Regions from separate parts of the Mus musculus genome. Here region 2 is linked to region 1. The links are chromatin loops, found by intact Hi-C in ENCODE. Cell type or tissue: left cerebral cortex. All regions are shown on one strand. Links, peaks and the distances in the headings refer to the core of each region. The heading gives the core; the rest is flanking DNA. Region 1 has its middle 22 kb from the start of Gm4719. Region 2 has its middle 180 kb from the start of Gm4719.

Region 1 (2,923 bases), core at 308-2,807:
GGATATGATTGTCAGAAATATTTAGAGAGATTCATTTTAAAAGCAACTTAAAGTTTGGTAGACATGAATCACACAGGGCTTGAAGACCTACTTTTTATTTTAGTGGGGATTTAGAGAACTATATTTTTAAAAGGTCTCCAGGTGGTATAGATGTTTTCACAAGTATACAGATGGCAAACAGCACACAACTTCAGATTTGTCTTTTAGAGAGGCTGGTCCTTTCATAATACTGAATTTCTAGGACACTGAAATTCCTATTCCTCATTTCCCATCCTTTAAAAAAGTTTTTCAACAATTCATACATTTATATAATGAATTTTAATGACTTCTACCCTTATTCCTCTCTTCCCCAGAAACCCTTATTCCCAAGAAGTTTCCTTTCTGCTCTCATGACTTCTTTTGTGTGTGGGTGGGGGGCACCAAGTTTCGTTTCTTGCTTGAGAGTAGATGGAAGGTTAGAGGCTATGTAAAACCTCTTACACAGCACATTTGTCATTTGTCTTAAGCAATCCCTCCCCCATTCTTTGTACATGAACAAGTCCCTAAACGCTGTTGTAAGACTGCTACCTTCAAGGCAGAATCACAGCTCAAAGACAGTGGTGAGGCAGGAACACCCAGGTCTGATTCAGTCTTGGGCTTTTGGTACCTTTACAATGTGCAATGCACAGTGTGTTCTGTGATTGGAGTTGATCATAAATGTACCATCTGTCCTTAAGTGGACAGATTATCTCTATCTTACCATTTTTTTCTATCATGCTTCCTTCTTTCTACATCATCATAATTCATGGTTTCAAAAACAAAACTTATAGTATACACTCGTTTTAACACACACACTCGCTTTAATCATGGCTTGTCAGAAAAAATATCCATATTATTTCTACTTTTTTGGTTCTTTCCTCAATTTCCCTCCTTCCTTCTCTATGCAAATTTAAACATAGCAAGTTTCAATCTCTCACTAGGACATAAACTGATCATACAGATTAATTCCAATAGATTAATATCAAATGCTGATTATAAAATATTAAATTATTACTCCTAGATGGACTGGCCTCAGTAATTCTCATATACAAATCTCCTTTGCTATAAATATGGTAAGCATTTACCAACCAGTGGAGCCTTTGGACAGCCCTAAAGCTATCATAATATGCACTCATCTCTTTTACTGCTCAAATCCATGGAACTTTAGTATTTTCTTAGTTTCATAAATCCTGCTCTTCCCAGCCTAGAAATCACAAAGCTTATGATTTCTCTGACTCACCCCTTGGGCAGTTTCACCTAGTTTATATTTCTGCATAAATTTTGGGCTATTTTAATGTACCTTTTCTGCACATTTTCACTCATAGTCTCCCCCTCCTTCTTCTGGTTAGATAACTAACCCATGTATCCAAATGTAGATATGCAAATTAGAAATTGCAACAGACTTCTTTTCTTACTAACTGCAGTAGGACATTGACCCAACTAACTCTTGTTCAAACCCAGTCAGGAGCAAAATATTATGGCAATGCACCTCAAGGAACATCAACCTTGTTACGGGTATCTTCTTAGATCTTTTCCACTGTTCAGGTTGACAACAGGACATCAAAAGTTAAAACTGCAGCCCACCAAGAGTAATGGGACTCAGAACTACAGGGAAGGAGGGAGAGAGATGCTGAGAGATAGTGGGCATCAAGACAACTTTTGTCAGCATGGTACCCTATTCTACAGAGTGAATGCAGGTGGGCTACAGCGCAGCAGGAGATCAATCATCAGGCTTTCTGTTTTCCAGGTACCTCTATGTCCCAGTCTTCAACTGAGCCTCCTCATAAACCCTCCTCCTTTGGGTGTCTGCCTCCAGATCATTCAACAGAGCAGGCAGGCACTCTATACTTTTTCTTTGGTTGCCTGGGGATTTCTTCATCAAATGCAAACATAACCTCTCCCTGCACCCTACTCTCAGTCCCTCAGTCTTGTTTTCCTGTTTCTATGATGAATCTTCCACTACTGTATTCTTGACTAGCAGCTTACCTGTGCAGCATCTGTCAGATCATGCCTCTCCACAAAGGGTCCTGTTAAACTCTACTGTGTCACAAGTGCAAAATCATACTCAGGATTTGCTGAATAAACAAACAGGTTATGATGAGCTAAAGCTGAAATAGAATATAGCAACAGAATATAGTTTGGTGTTTTTCTGTTCTAGGGGTAACAATTGTGAATACTTGTGAATTCTGGGAGCATCCACATAAAGACTCTAGAAGATGTCCTATCATCTTATTAAATATTCCATGAGCAGGATATTGCCGATTACGAAAATGCACTGTAAAAAATAAAATCTATTTCTTTTCCATTCTCTCAGATTTCATCAGAGACAAGAGTCATGAAGACTTAGGAATTTGAATGAGGGGTTAAAAGGACATAGAGTTGGCAAGAGTATGGCAGTGTGGCAGAATGGGAGGAGTTGGGGTAGAGGGAAATGATTATACTCTATTGTATGAAAAAATGAGAAGAGAGAAAGAGGAAGAAGAGGTATAGAAGGAAGAGGAGAAAGCCAAACCCAGGCCTAAATGCTGGGCAGATTGCAGAAATGTAAAACAATTTTTATTTGTATTAATTTTACCTAATTCTATTGTTAAATGACAGAATTAATATAATTTTTAAATTGCATTTATATAAAGGCAGAAAGAATATGAAGAAAATAGAGAGGGGGAGAAGAGAGAAACACTAGAGAAGGGAGGGAAAATAGGAGAGGAAAGAAAGATGGAGGAAAAAGGGACAAAAAGTAGGGAGAGAGGGGCATAGAAGAAAGGAGCTGGTTTATATAAAAGTGGTATGTAAATTCTGAAAACTGAAAAAGAAAGAAAGGAAGGGTCCAGCAATTAGCCACTCAGTCAAATGTATCCACCCCATCCCTGACATATAGGAAACATGTCTATCAAATGCTAATCTC
Region 2 (2,923 bases), core at 254-2,753, 200 kb before region 1:
AAACTATAGAACTTTAGACCTTGTTTCTTCACAACTGTCCTTTTTCTGTTGCTATATACCATTAGGATCCCATGAGGAACCACTACTTTCACTACTTTTCTTGACTTTGGCCATTTTGTCTTGAACAGATATCTTCTAGAATGTTCCTTTACTTGGCCTAGGCTGATGCTCCTGTCATTATTGGCCTACAGTTCTGAGTTTACAGGACGAAGGCCGTGGAGATGAAATGCCCTTGCTTTTTTACCAGAAGCTGTGTAACACTGTGACATTATTATTTCTACAAGTGTTAAATGGGATTATTTGGTTAGGGGCATGTTTGCCACAGCTGAACACAGGAAAGGGGATTTTTAAAGTTTTAAATTCTTTTGGCATTCTGTGCCTTAGAATCAGTCATTAAACGGAACCTGCACCCTGTGTGAGGGAAGCTACACTGCATGCTCTGGAGGTGAAAATGTCTCTATCAGTTGTTTGGACTTACTGGGAGTACTCTCTAAATTGCATTAGTCTCTTCTCCCATTTAGTAATACAAACATATTTAGAGAAACGCATAACTACTGTCTTTTTGTAACCCAAAGTGCTAAAACAAAAGCTAAGTTAATTATAACCATGGTCATTTATTTCTCACAGCTACAGAGTCTGAGAAACAAGAACATGATACACAGTACAGAAAGACCTTGTGTCCACAGAAGCCCAACCTCCACCTCATAGACACACCCTATCCTCATATACTACAAGAAGAGAAATGAACCATATGAAACCCTTCTGTCACTCATGAAACCTCCACCAACCTGACTTATTAATTTACCACAAAGGCCTTATTTATCACAGAAGCTTCATCTCTAAATCCATGTGAGCTTATACAAACTTCCACTCTACAGTAGATATGTTTTTACTCTGAGTTACCAATCAGTCATTTCATATGTATGTGTGCATGTGCATACGCACACACACACACACACACACACACACACACACACACACACACACACACACACATATTTGTTGTTGACATTGAAGAAGTTGATCTCCATTTGATCACTACGAATTCCCTTAGGATGCTTCATGCTTGCTTTGACCTGCAACATATTTGGTTTTAACTTTTTCTTACATTTATGGTGAGGCTGAAACAGGAGAGATATAAGCTCCAGGGCAGCTTGAGCTACATAGTGAGACCCTCTATTGCCCTGTCCTTAGATCTAGAATTTGCATTCTCCAGGGAGTTCAGCTCTTTTAATTGGAGATCAATATTTAACAACCAATGTCTGCAGGGATTGCTTGTTAAAGTATTTGTTCCCCATAGCGTATCTCATGATTTTAGATCAGACCACAATGGTAATCCTATCCTTGTTATTCTTCCTCCTAAAATCAATTTTTGTGGCTTGAGGATATTTTAGATGTCCCTAGCTTCACCACTAGGGACAAAATCTTAGGAAGTCTGTAGGTGGGCAGTGGGTAGTGTTCCTGGTATTGATGTTGCAATGTACTGGTGCAACTCAGTACAGAAAATAGTTCAGGAAATACTATATATGTAATCAAAGCTTCCATGTCCCAGTGGTACAGAATGTGGCTCAGAGTGTTTAGCTCATACCCAAAGCCACTCAGCAAAGAAACTGCTGGTTTCCCTCCAGCCCACCAGCTACTGCATTGGCACATACTCTCAATGTATGTTCATCGTTATGCTTTGAGACAGGGACTCAGTCCTGGCCCTTGGGAGATTTAAAAAGCCTGTGTTCAGACTTCATGCTCTCAGACCTTCTGGTTTCAATGATCTCAGTGGCAGCCAGCTTTTGTTCGTTCGTTTGTTTTTTTGTTTGTTTTGTTTTGTTTTGTTTGACTTCATGCAAAGGCTTTAGTGAGCAGCCCGGGTTAAGAACTTCTTCAAATGAATAAACCAGTTTTATCTGAGAAAGATTCTGCTCAGTGAACTTCCTTTCTCCTGACATCCCCAAGTAATGTTTTATTTCTCATTATATAACCTGCCTGCTCAGTATCATCAGTTTACTTTCATAAACATTTGTAACACCTACATCGGACCCATTACTAGGAGGAGAGCAAAAGCAGGGACAGCAGACAGCTAAAGTCTCTTCCCTTCCAGAGCTTTGACTATGTCAGAGGAGCCTTGGCATGACACAGATCAGTAGAATAACATGTGGAGACAGGTGAGTGAAGAGCCTCACCGAGTCCAGGAAATGTAGGTTGAAGGAATGAGATTGTGTTAACTATACTAATAATTTGTTGTCTGGCTGAGCAAACAGTGCCGTATCTCCAAGACTTTATTACCATCCATGAATGGCATTAACCAAAGCTGTAGCTTTGCTGGAAATCTAGAATTCTTATTGTTTTCTTTGAAAAGCCCATTAGAATTTGTGGGTTAGCTAACATGGTTATCAGCCTAGGTCTTGATTAAGCTTCCTAAAGCAGGAGGCTAAGCAAACCATGTTAACAATGACTCCAGCTGTAGGGAAACTTATGTTATTTTTAGGCATCTTGAGTGAAAATTGCTTTATCCAATCACTGGGCAATGCTTTTATTACTGTTTTTACTGCTGGTAAATTAGATTGCATGTTGTAGAAATTATGCATAACTACCCTGTTTTTAATATTTGCTACTGTAATCATTTCTGTAATTATGATTCAAAAGCACTGCTGCAAGCTGTCCTGAGGAGGGCTACTTTACTGTGTTCTAATGATGGTATCTACAGAAAATTCTATTCTCAAAGGCCCTCCTGGCAATAGCCTCCCTGGTGATGCGAGGCAGATAAGCTTCGTTGGATGCTGTTAATGAGTTTGATTTATGATGGTAGTGGCTCGGTATGACACATTATTTGGGGGCTTGGATATTTAGATTCCAGCCTTGAATATATCTTTCCCACCACTTGGGAAAAGAAAGAAGCTGTTAGAATATGAAGCCAGTAAGGTTTTTA

What was found. A loop is a pair of places that touch in the nucleus more often than their neighbours do. Peaks named below come from ENCODE experiments on the same cell type or tissue, not always from the same donor. Only the 100,000 strongest peaks of a DNase experiment are listed, where the experiment ranks them.
Region 2: a loop joins it to region 1, with 3 times the contacts of the local background. A loop is called at or near these places in 2 of 42 quality-filtered maps.

Annotation. Positions count from the first base shown.
Region 1 is chr17:89,355,832-89,358,754 of GRCm38, reverse strand. No RefSeq gene overlaps it. Among named protein-coding and RNA genes, the nearest start is that of Gm4719, 22 kb to the left of the region's middle. In left cerebral cortex, for the core only: no CTCF peak of the experiment used is centred there; a DNase peak (open chromatin) is centred at 1,294; H3K27ac peaks cover 1,946 bases.
Region 2 is chr17:89,553,586-89,556,508 of GRCm38, reverse strand. No RefSeq gene overlaps it. Among named protein-coding and RNA genes, the nearest start is that of Gm4719, 180 kb to the right of the region's middle. In left cerebral cortex, for the core only: a CTCF peak has its summit at 1,425; a DNase peak (open chromatin) is centred at 1,532; H3K27ac peaks cover 276 bases.